Linked DNA regions of Homo sapiens: region 2 is linked to region 1. A link is a contact called in ENCODE Hi-C or POLR2A ChIA-PET data. All regions are on one chromosome and are shown on one strand. The core of a region is the stretch at or near the end of the contact, and the rest is flanking DNA. Distances in the headings are between cores, read along the strand shown.

Evidence for each region. A loop is a pair of places that touch in the nucleus more often than their neighbours do. ChIA-PET counts read pairs that join two places held with the same protein, here RNA polymerase II (POLR2A). Pooled maps may share reads with other maps.
Region 2: a pooled map shows a loop between it and region 1 (4-fold over the local background). The contact joins the promoter of C18orf32 here to the enhancer-like site in region 1. A Hi-C loop is called at or near these places in 3 of 50 pooled maps. POLR2A ChIA-PET finds 5 or more read pairs at or near these places in 4 of 52 experiments (Caco-2, WTC11, activated naive CD4-positive, alpha-beta T cell and 1 more).

Annotation. Positions count from the first base shown.
Region 1 is chr18:49,394,734-49,401,141 of GRCh38, forward strand. The region is part of intron 2 of DYM (dymeclin); the gene reads right to left. Among named protein-coding and RNA genes, the nearest start is that of DYM, 63 kb to the right of the region's middle. Within about 2 kb of position 4,463, at least 5 of the 41 ENCODE cell types and tissues checked have a DNase peak (open chromatin) inside an H3K27ac peak, as active enhancers do; they include endothelial cell of umbilical vein, where a contact is called at or near this core.
Region 2 is chr18:49,482,593-49,488,771 of GRCh38, forward strand. C18orf32 (chromosome 18 open reading frame 32) reads right to left here and starts at 4,642. Exons shown (of 3, transcript NM_001035005.4): 1 at 4,451-4,642; 2 at 992-1,179. The coding sequence starts at 1,156. It overlaps RPL17-C18orf32 (RPL17-C18orf32 readthrough), which reads right to left. Exons shown (of 7, transcript NM_001199356.2): 6 at 992-1,179. The coding sequence ends at 1,000. RPL17 (ribosomal protein L17) reads right to left here. Exons shown (of 7, transcript NM_001035006.5): 7 at 5,889-5,974. The coding sequence ends at 5,927. MIR1539 (microRNA 1539) reads left to right here and starts at 4,781; the gene lies at 4,781-4,830. RefSeq lists a silencer at 4,371-4,500 and an enhancer at 4,541-4,700.

The DNA of each region.
Region 1 (6,408 bases), core at 3,213-5,712:
AGATCTTTACCTCCTCAGTTAAATTTATTGCTAGGTTTTTTTAATAGCTACTGTAAATGTATTACCTTATTTCTTTTCCAGATAGTTCAACAGAATAAAGAACCCAGAAATAAATCCACACATGATTTTTGACAAAGGCATCAAGAACACACAATGGGGAAAGAACAATCTCTTCAACAAATGGTACTGTGTAAACTGAATATTCACATGCAGAAAAATGAAACTAGACCCCTATCTCTAACCACTTACAAAAATCAACTTAAAATACAGACTTAAATGTACTACCTGAAACTATGAAAACTACTAGAAGACACTTAAGTAAAATGCTTCAGCACATTGGTCTGGGCAAGGACTTGTTGGATAAGACCTCAAAAGCACAGAGAACAAAAGCAAAAATAGACAAATAGGATTATATCAAACTAAAAAGCTTCTGCACAGCAAAGGAAAGAACAAAGTGAAGAGACAATCCACAGAAAAGGAGAAAATATTCACAAACTATGCATCTGACAAGGGACTCATCCAGGATACATAAGGAACTCAATGGCAAAAAAAAAAATCCAATTTAAAAATGAACAAAATACCTAAATAGACACCTCTCAAAAGAAGAAACACAAGGCCAGGCGCAGTGGCTCATGCCTATAATCCCAGCACTTTGGGAGGCTGAGGCAGGAGGATCACCTGACGTTGGGAGTTCAAGACCAGCCTGACCAACATGGAGAAACCCTATCTCTACTAAAAATACAAAATAAGCCAGGTGTGGTGGCTCATGCCTGTAATTACAGCTACTCAGGAGGCTGAGGCAGGAGAATCGCTTGAAACTGGGAGGCAGAGGTTGTGGTGAGCCAAGATTGTGCCATTACACTCCAGCCTAGGCAACAAGAGCAAAACTCTGTCTAAAAAAAAAAAAAGAAGACATACAAATGGCAATAGGTATATGAAAAATATACCTCACCACTAATCACCAGGGAAAAGCAAATCAAAACCACAATGAGATATCACATCACCCAGTTAGAATGGCTATTATTAAAAAGACAAAAAATTACAAATGTTGGCAAGGATGCAGAGAAAGGGAAACTCTCATACAATGTTAGTAGGTGCTATAATTTGGATGTTTGATCCCTACAAACCTCATATTGAAATCTGATCCCCAATGTTAGAGGTGGGGCCTAATGGGAGGTGTCTGGGTCATGGGGGCAGATCCCTTATGAACAGACTGATACCCTCCCTCAGAAGTGGGTAACTTCTCACTCTATTAGTTCCCATTAGTACTGGTTGTGAAAAAGAGCCTGGCACCTCCCCGCCCCATTGCACCCTTTCTCATCATATGTTCTCTGTACACACCAGCTCCCCTTCACCTTCTGCCATGAGTGGAAGCAGCCTGAGGCCCTCATCAGATGCAGATGCTGGTACCAGCCTGCAGAAGTGTGAGCCAAATAAACCTCTTTTCTTTATAAATTACCCAGCTTCAGGTATTTCTTTATAGCAACACAAAACAGACCAAGACGTTAGGAAAGTAAATTAGTACAGCCATTAAGGACAACAGTAGGGAGGTTTTTCAACAAATTAAAAATAGAACTACCATATAATCCAATAATCCGACTGTTGGGTATAAACATTGAGCATCCCTTACCCAAAATGCTTGAGACCAGGAGCATTTCTGATTTCAGATTTTTTTTTCCGATTTTGAAATATTTGCATTATAGCTGAGCATCCCTAATCCAAAAATCCAAAATCCAAAATAGTACAGTGAGCATTATCCTCTAAGCATCACGTCAGTGCTCAAAAAGTTTTGGATTTTAGAGCATTCTGGATTTCAGATTTTTGGATTAGGGATACTCAACCTCTATATCCAAAGAAAACAAAATCAGTATGTCAAAGAGATATCTGCACTCTCATGTTTACTGCAGCACTATTCACAATGGCCAAGATATGGAATCAACCTAAGTATCCATCAATGGATGAATTTTTTTAATGAGGTACATATACACAATGGAATACTATTCAGGCATAAAAATAAATGAAATCCCGTCATTTGCGGCACCTGGATGAACCCACAAGACATTAAGTGAAATAAGTCAAGCACAAAAGACGAATAACACATGATCTCACTCATCTGTGAAAACTTAAAAAGTTGATCCCATAGAGATAAACAGTAGAATAGTGGTACTGAAGGCTGGGTAGGACAGGCAGGGAGAGGGAGAGAGGTCAACAGGTATAAAGTTACATTAGATAAAAGGGATAAGTTCTAATGTTCTATTATACAGTAAGGTGACTAGAGTTAACAATAATGTACTTTACATTTCAAAATGGCTAAAATAATTTTGAATGTTCTCACCACAAAGAAATAACAAGTGTTTGAGGTGATGGATATGCTAATTGCCCTGATTTAATCATTACACAATGTATAATGCATCGAAACATCATATGGTACCCCATAAATATGTACAATTATGTGTCAATTAACAAAATAAAACTTTTTAAAAATGATAACTATTATTGATTCCAAAATGTAGTAATTTACCCATAGATGATAAATTAAAATAATGCTTCACATTTGTTTAACCCTTTAAATATCTTTCAAAACACTTTCAAATATATTGGTGCAATTAAATTCCATGAAAATCTCTTCTGTGGGACAGGACCATTATAAATCTTATTTTTACAGATAAGCAAACTGAGGCATCCAAGGAGTTTAAAGTAAAATTCCAGGAATCAGAAGTCTGAGAAGAACAAGAACTGGCTTTAGAGCCTGGTGACTTGGTTAAAAATTATGTTTTCTTTTTTACCAATACACATGGTGCAGTAAATCCTCCAAATGGGCAACTCTTTTGTACCAGCTTTAAAACCCATACCCCTCCAGGGTTCTTTTCTGTTGCTGGTGAAGTGCACTTTTTAAAAGAGTAATTCATACCATCAAGATTTTTGACAAGAAAATTTTAGAAAAACTGTGGAAGAAAACTGATTGCTCTTAGTTCTAGCCATGTGTAATTGCTGACCACCTGAAATGGTCCAAACTGAGATTTGCTAAAGCATAAAATACACACCATATTTCAAAGGTTTTTAAAAGAATGTAAAACATTTCATTAATTTTATATTCATATAACGATTATATCTGGGAAACTGGGGTTAAATAAAATACATTAAAATTAAATTCACCTTTTTCATTTTACTTTTTCAATGTGGCTACTAGAAAACCTTAAATTACAAATGTGGCTTATCTTGTATTTCTGCTGGACAGAGCTGCTAGAACCTCCCAGCAATTAAAGAGTGTCATGCATAAAAATCATATATACACACAAAGCTAAGACTTACTAACTATAGTGAATATCCCGTTACCTTAAGAGTCTCAAATTATATGCATATTTTAAAAGATATCGTCTTTTTAAAGTTAAATTTTTTAAGTTTCACCTAGGACTGACTTTTTTTAACAAAATAACCTAGAAGTGATCCTATGATATAGTTTAAGGGTAGTAGTTTATGGAGACTCACCATATTAGATATTTATAAGGTGTCTGCCAGCCTTACAATGTCTCTCTGCTGTCTGTCTCTCTGTCTGCTGCCTCCCTACCCCTTTTTCTATCTTCCCACCTACTTTTCGGAGGTGAGCAGAGGCAGACAGATATGTGCAGCATGTCTCCGCTCCTGGCCACAGCTGACTAGTCCAGGGATAGACATCTAACCCAAGCCTAGCCCAAGTCTTAGAGAATTTAGAATTGAGATGGAAAGACAGGCTTTCCATTTGGCTAGAACTTGGCTGCATAGTTTAGGGCTGTGGGAGGCCACCCTCTACCGACAGAGTGGCAGAGAAAGCCAGTTAGTAAGAAAGATGAGTAAAAGCTTTGCAGAAAGAAAGACATAAACAGAAAGGACCCTCAGGATTGCTGATGGCTTTCCAATTCCTGGGACCAGTTCTTCCAGAAGCCTGAGTGTGTTCCTGATCTTGGATTCTATGAGACACTCCAGTGTCTTCATCACATCTTCCCCTTTTTCTGGCATATAGTAAGTAAAACTGATTTTTGTTGACAACCAGAAGACTTCTAATTAATAAATCACTGTGGTCAGATTTAATGATACACATTAGTAGTTGGCAAGAAATGGGAACTATGAATTACTCGGTTTATTGGTTACTCAGACAAAAAGTAAAAGAGGTATAAAATGCAAAGGATTGTAAAAAGCTTTATGAAATTAATAACTAGACCACATGCATAAAATCTATTTCACTTTCTTCAGTCAATGGCACTCTCTTTTAAAGCTGACTGGAACCAAGAGTTTCAATTATACACATATGGCTGTAATCTTCGAAGCTGCTAAATTTGTTCATCAGCAAATAGTGCTTGGGTGCCTAGGACATGCTAGGCTTCGTGAAAGATGCTGCCTCTGCCTCCAGGCTACATGGAGGAATGAAAAAGCAGACAGACAGTTCAGTACAGGGGAAGTATGAATTATGAAACCAGCCCTGTGTGTGAGCTCACAGGATGTGCACTCAACGTACCATAGAAGGAATCAAAGAGGCTATCCTGGAGGAAGTAACTATTCTTCCTGAAGGGCCAAGAGACATCAGGCAGGCAGAACAAAGAGAATAGTGCATGCAGAGGCATCGCAGTCACAGAGAGCCTGGCATGCCCTGGGAAGGGGTGGTTAATCAACACAGGGGAATGGCAAACTACAAAGCTGGAAAAGTATTCTAGACGGCTGGAATACCAAGTTCAGTCTCTCCATTTTTGTTTTGGGTATAAACAAAAACCAAAACAGGGCTCTGGTTTATTTTTACAACAGTATTAGCCTGAAAAGGGGATTAATTCCAACGTATATTAGTGAGGTTGGTTTGGACATCACTCCTTCCAGGAAGCCTTCTTTGATCAGGTCTCACCTAAGACAAGGTAAGAAGTCCATTCTCCACCCCAACACCCAACAGCTCTCAATCATAAAACTGAGCACGCAGCAGTAAGATTGCCCAGTTGCTTGTCTATGGCCCCCACTAGATTGTGGGCTCCTTGTTCATCACAGTATTCCAGCCTGGTACAGAGCAGGCAGTTAGGCACTGTCAGACACCACTCAGACCTTCATTACCAGGAGACAGAATTATTTCCCCTGGCTCCTTAGGAAACACTTCCCAGTCTCCAGCCCTCAAGGCAAGGTCTGCCGCTCAAGTTTAAATTTCTGTTAAAATATTTTTTAAAAGACATTTATTTTTATTTTTCTTTTTTTTTTTTTTTTTTTTTTTTTGAGACGGAGTCTTCCTTTATCACCCAGGCTGGAGTGCAGTGAGTGATCTTGGCTCACTGCAACCTCTGCCTCCCAGGCTCAAGCAATCCTCCTGCCTCAGCCTCCCAAGTAGCTGGGATTACAAGCACTTGCCACCACGCCTGGCTAATTTTTGAATTTTTAGTAGAGACGACGTTTCACCATGTTGGCCAGACTGGTCTTGAACTCCTGACCTCAGGTGATCCACCCACCTTGGCCTCCCAAAGTGCTGAGATTACAGGTGTGAGCCATAGCACCCAGACTAAAAGACATTTCTTTCTTTCCAAATATAAAAGAGCATATCCTTTTGAAGCAGTCTGATTTGTCAGAATTATCTGGAAAGCTCCCCACTGTGGTGAGCCAGCCAGCACCTGCCATTCTGTGACTATGTCCCCCAGGCCTGGATCCCCCAACACACAGCCACAATCTGAAACAGCACCACTGCCACTGCCTCGTTCAACAATCAACACTTTAGAGCAGAAGCATCTTCAGAGCCCACATTATAAGCTCCAAGAGAACAGGAAGATCTCATTCACTTATACATCCCCCACTGTGTCTGATACAGTGGCTCAGCCAGAAAAAAACCACTTGGTAATTATTTATTAACTAAAGGAGTCATAGAGCTCTGTTTGTTGCAGGATGCCTGCAATTTCTGCACTCTGAAGTGTTAGTTATTTCTACAGAAGAAATCAGCCAGGCACACCCCTGCCAAAAGCAACACACCAATTATTTGTTACATTAGAATTCCTTTCCTTTCATCCTTCCATCCCTCAATTTTCTAAACTTCTTGGAACATTTTAAGAATAATCTGCTTTCCTATTTGCTTGATTTAGAGCTATAATGAGGTAGTAAGGAACTGGGGTGGTTGGTAACTGTTGCTGCCTGTTACAGGCATCTATGCACAATGCTGTTTTAGTTAAACAAATGAGCTCAGATGTGCTGGCAGCAGGCAACTAACAAACCATCATTTGCAGTAAATAAAAGTAAAATGGTACTGTAAAAATATGCCAGTGTTTCCAAGAATATTACAATTAGAAACCAAATGTTGTTTCTGAAGGCAGATTTGGGCAGTAAAAACACACAAAAGGGGGCAAAAAGGCAGTGTCAAATATTCATACTAATTCAGACTAAATAAGTATCACACAGTATACTTCAAGTTTAATG
Region 2 (6,179 bases), core at 3,392-5,891, 88 kb after region 1:
AGCATGTGCCTATAATCCCAGCTACTCAGGAGGCTGAGGCAGGAGAATCGTTTGAACCTGGGAGACGGAAGTTGTGGTGAGCCAAGATTATGCCACTGCACTCTAGCCTGGTGACAAAGCGAGACTTCATCACAAAAACAAAAACAAAAAAAAAAAAAGAAAGAAATTATTACAACAAAAAGATATTAAGAGACATTCTGTCTCTCTCTTTTTTTTTTTTTTTGAGATGGAGTTTCATTCTTGTCACCCAGGCTGGAGTGCAATGATGTGATCTCGGCTCACTGAAACCTCTGCCACCCAGGTTCAAGCAATTCTCCCACCTCAGCCTCCTGAGTAGCTGAGATTACAGGTGCCCACCACCGCGCCTCACTAATTTTGGTATTTTTAGTAGAAACAGGATTTCACCATGTTGGTCAGGCTGGTCTCAAACTCCTGACCTCAGGTGATCAACCCATCTTGACCTCCCCAAGTGCTGGGATTACAGGCGTGAGCTACCGCGCCCAGCTCAAGAAACATTCTCTTTAAAAACAGACAAGCTCCAGAGTGAAAACATTTTGCTTCCAGAAACGGGCCGGATGGCTAAATTAGTGCAGCTGAGTACAAAGCTGAATCTAAAAAAGCACCAATTCTAAAGACAACAGAGTTGTCCACTCATTTTTAAAAAAATTGTTTTTTTTTTAAATCTCTATGATCCTTCTAATTAAATCTCTTATCAAAGTCATCAATCAGTGAAACTGGTTTGTATCAGCATAATCTCTCCTCATCCATTAGCTATTTACCATTGCACTTACCAGTCAGAAAATATGGTTATCATTTTGGCCAAAGGACAAATGCATTAATCAGAGGCCTACTTTAAAACTTTAATTTAAGCCAAATGTTACACAAACTATTGAAGCTTCTGGTTCTAAAACTTGTCCTTCCAAAATCTAGTGTTTCACCCAAGTACCACCCCCTTTCACTGCTCTTATTCAAGGCATGTGAATGTTCTTACCTTAAAGTTTACTTTGCCTTTGTTTGTATCATTGGATTCTTGTATTGCTTTCTTAGGCCATATACGACTAACGAAGGGGGAAACCAGAGGGTATATATATGGCTCCAGGAATTTTTTGTAGATCCAGAGCAGAACTGGAATGACGATACAAGGAATGCACACCATTTTCCCAAGCTTGAGCTCCTCAACTGTTGATATATGTGAAGAAAAAAATTAGTTCATCACAGATTAGTAACTGAAAGAATTTACCAAGATTAAGATATCTGAAAGGGGATAGATGTGGTGGCTCACGCCTGTAATCCCAGCACTTTGGGAGGCAAGAGGATAGCTTGAGCCCAGGAGTTTGAAACCAACTTGCACAACAAAGTGAGACCTTGTCTCTACAAGATCAAAAAATTAGCTGGGCATGGTGGCATACTCCTGTGGTCCCAGCTACATAAGTGGCTGGGACAAGAGGATCACTAGAGCCCAGGAGGTTGAGGCTGCAGTGAGCCGTGTTCATGCCACTGCTCTCCAGCCTGGATGACACAGAGACACTTTGTCTCAAAAAAAGAAAAAAAAAAAATATATATATATATATATATACACACACACACACACACACACACACACACACACGAAAGGACTATTTCTACAGTGTAGGAAAAACTTAAAACATACTATTATATTTGCTAAAAAAAAAAGACTTTATTAAATAAAAAGCTGCTATCTACAAGGTAAAGAAATAGGCCAGGTGCAGTGGCTCATGGCTGTAATCCCAGCACTTTGGGAGGCCAAGGCGGGTGGATCATGAGGTGAGGAGTTCGAGACCAGCCTGGCCAACATGGTGAAACCCTGTCTCTACTAAAAATACAAAAATCAGCGGGGTGTTGTGGCATGCGCCTGTAATCCCAGCTACTCGGAAGGCTGAGGCAGAATTGCTTGAACCCAGGAGGCAGAGGCTGCAGTGAGCCGAGATCCCACCACTGCACTCCAGCCTAGGTGACAGAGCAAGACTCCATCTCAAAATAAAGAAATAATAGGTGGTAGGCATGAATAATAATGAGGTGCCTGCTTCCAAACTTCCAGTCACTGCTCCTTAATCATGAATTTGATTATAAAGGAAAAACAACAACATTTGGTAGGTGCTAGACAGTTTACATATAACAACTCATTTAATCCTCAATCAGTGAGGTTGGGTACCCTTGCTACTATGTCTATTTAGAGTTTAAAAAATGAGCCGGGTGTGGTGGCTCACACCTGTAATCCCAGCACTTTGGGAGGCCAAGGCGGGCAGATCACCTGAGGTCAGGAGTTCGAGACCAGCCTAACCAACATGGTGAAACCCCGTCTCTACTAAAAACACAAAATTAGCCAGCCATGGTGGAGCAGGCCTGTAATCCCAGCTACTCGGGAGGCTGAGGGGGAAGAATTGCTTGAACCCGGGAGGTAGAGGTTGCGGTGAGCCAAGATCATGCCACTGCATTCCAGCCTGGGTGACAGAGCAAAACTCCGTCTCAAAAAAAAGATTTCTTATTTTCAAAATACTGCAAATTAAGTAGCATCTGCTGGCAACTGAGTCAGCACCATCACTATGCTTAGACATTTAAAAATTATTCACAATACAGGTAAACGGTGGCATAGAGAATCAAATCTGAATGTCTTTGAAATGAATTACAAGCAAGAGCTATAAACAAAAATGTAAATTGAGGCTGGGCGCGGTGGCTCACGCCTGTAATCCAAGCACCTTGGGAGGCCGAGGGGGTGGATCATCTTAGGTAAGGAGTTCGAAACCAGCCTGGCCAACATGGCAAAACCCTGTCTCTACTAAAAATACAAAAATTAGCTGGGCGTGGTGGTGGGCACCTGTAATCCCAGCTACTGGGGAGGCTGAGGCAGGAGAATTGCTTGAACCTGGGAGGCGGAAGTCGCAGTGAGCTGAGATTGCGCCATTGCACTCCAGCCTGCGTGACAAGAGCAAAACTCCGTGTCAGAAAAAAAAAAAATAAAAATAAAATAAAATAAAATCAATTGCTGGGGCAATAGTGATTTTTTTTTTTTTGAGACAGGGTCTTGCTCTGTTGCTCAGGCTAAAGTGCAGTGGCTCAAACATACCACCTGTGTTCAGAGTTCACTGCAGCCTTGACTTCCCAGAATCAAGCTATCCCCCTTCCTCAGCCTCCTGAGTAGGTAGGACCACAGCCCTGCGCCACGATGCCCGACAGATTTTTTAATTCTTAGTAGAGATGAGGTCTCACTGTGTTGCCCATGCTGATCTTAAAGTCCTAAGCTCAAATGATCCTCCCGCCTAGGCCTCCCAAAGTGCTGGGATTACTGGAACCTGGCCTAATTTTTTTTTTTAAATAATTAGCAAGGTGTGATGGCACGCGCCTGTAGTCCCAGGTATTTGGGGAGCTGAGGAAGGAGAGAACCGCTTGCGCCCAGGAAAGCCGAAACTGCCGTGAGCTATGATGGCCCACTGGACTCCAGCCTGGGCCACAGAGGCAGACCCTGTCTCAAGATTAAAAAAAAAAAAAAATCCAAAAGTTGTAACCTGTCCAAAGTTCTCACAGAGGTAACTGGTAACTAGAGCTTCTAAGACCATTATTTCCAGTTCTGGTTTTCCTCAATGCTCTTGCCTTTTCCTCTTCCAAAAACACAATGGTCATGTTTTTACCAAACTTTTACCAAACTTTCCAAACCAACGAAACCCCTTCAAAACAACTGACAATGCTACCAGTACTAGTTTAGTGACTGACAGGCCCTCCATCATAAAGATTCATTTTTACTTCTGCAATTGTGTTTTAAGTAAGTTCGCACACAGTACGATGTACATAAACTCTCGAGGACAAATACTACTAATCACTTACGCCACAATTACGGCTTTTAAGAGACTTTTTAGCTCTCTTCGGAATGAAGCCTATTTGTATCTTATCTTTTAATCTTCATAATAATACTTCGGTAAGATATTTTACTTCACACATATGGAAACTGGGTCAGAAAAGTCTAGAAGGTGGCTACGAGATATTATTATTTTAATTATTCGCTCCAAGCCAACAAAGCGAGCAAAACGGATTAAAGCTGTTGCAGAGGAATCTTCTTTCACTCAACTTAAGTCCAGACAACAGAGTAGACAGTTAAAGTCTGAGGCTCCATCCGAAATAGGGAAGGCATAACAGGGAAAGTCACCTTCCTCCAAGTCATCCAGTTGAGCATGTCATCTTAGTGGAGACAGAGGGAGCGGGGACAGGTTGAGTCAATGACAATGATTGAAAAGAGACGAGAACAGAGGCCTAACGGTGAAGGTCATAGAAAGGATGTGAAACCGATACTTGGCCACGGAAAAGAACAAAATCAATATAAAGTATCGGAGAGGCAAATGCAAGCTCCGAGGGCGCCGGTGGTGGACAAAGAATACAGACAGAGGGGAGGGGAGGGCGGGGCGGAGGGCGGAGGAGCGCGCTCGCGGAAGGAAGGTACCCTGAGAGCGAAGGCAGGCACCGCGGAGGCCGGCGGGCCGCGACCGCCGAGGAGGGAGGAGGCAGGAGGCCGCGCACCGCCTAGGACTCTGCGAGCGCGGCCCGGGCTGGGCCTGCGGAGCAGCTACAAAGCCCAACCCAGGCCGCTAGCCCGGGCACACTCACCCGCGACCGCGGAAACGCAGCTGACAATGTCCGCACTTCCGGAGGGAGGGACGATCCGCAGCCGAGCCAATGGGCGCCTTCAACGGGGACGACAAAGGCGCGCTTGCGTCAACCCGGGGTCGCACAGCACGCAGCAGTGTTGCCCAAGGGGCGCGGCGAGGCTTCCGGCTCTGCGGCCTGCAGGTAGCGCGAAAGTCCTGCGCGTCCCAGATGCCCAACTAAAAGCTTCGCTGCGGGAAGAAAGCCTGACCTGACTACACCCAGACCCAGAACGCAGGATCTCGGTAAAGGATGATGCCTGTGCAAACGGCGCGGCACCCACACGGAAGGTGGCAGCTAGGCCGTTGAGGCAACTGTGGATAAGCTATTAGTTTTGCTGGTTTCTTAAATTCAAGGGCAGAGCAAACTAACATTAAGGCCAACTTTACAAACGTCAGTTGCTTAAAAGAAGCAGTTACATCACTTTATAAACGAAAAGTACTGACGCTCGCTAGGATGTCAGTACGTGTTGGCGAAGTTGTGTGAAAACTGGGACCCTCATAAACCGTTGGTGGAAATGTAGCGTGCAGCCTTTTTGGAAATATTTGGAAGTTCCTCAGATGTTTACTCAGGTAACCTTATGATCTAGCAATTCCACTCTAGTATATACTCAATAAATGAAAACACAAAAATCTGCACACAAACGTTCACAGTACCATCGTTCCTAATAGCAAAAACAAAACCCCTTTATCAATTGACGAAATGATACAGGTTGAGCATCAACCTAAAAAGCTTCAAAACCTGAGCCTGAGTGCTGTTATCATACTCAAAGGCAATGCTCAATGGAGCCATTTCCAACTGGGGATGATCAACTGGTATATTCACATACTGGATTGTTCTGCAAAGAAAACCACTGCAAATTCCTTTTGGGATAATGAAACTTTTTTTGAGACAGGGTCTTGTTCTGTCTTGCCCACGCTGGGGTGCAGTAGTGCTCACTGCAGCCTCCCACCTCAGCCCCCCAATTAGCTGGGACTACATGCAAGTGACACCACACTTACTTTTTTTTAACAGACAGGGTTCTGACATGTTGCCCTGGCTGGGCTTAAGCAGTCAGCCTCCACCTCCCAAAGTGCTGGGACTACAGAAATGAGCCACTGTGCCCAGCCATGAAAATGGTTTTTAATGGTGCAGGGTAAACAATCTTGTGTTTCTAGTTCTAATCCTAAAAAATCCTCATTTGATCCATCTTGTAAGGACACTTGAAATATGTTCACTAATAAAGACAACCAACATTCTTTTCCTTTTAATTACATTTATTTTAATGCTGAATTTACTCCCGTGCCATAAGTTTTTGTTTCTTCAGTTTCTTCTGGGATATCTGGGGAAAGAAAAATGTGTTAAGTTTCTTAGAGAAAACCACAGTACATCTTGGAGGACTTCAGCTTATTCTGGAGGCAGGAAACCTAGTCGTTAAGGACTAAGGGGGAAAAATACTTAAATGGTAGAAATCAACAGAACTTAAGTTCATTAGATGTAAAAAGAAGTGTACAGAATCACTCAGGTTCTTGACTTAAAAGAACTAA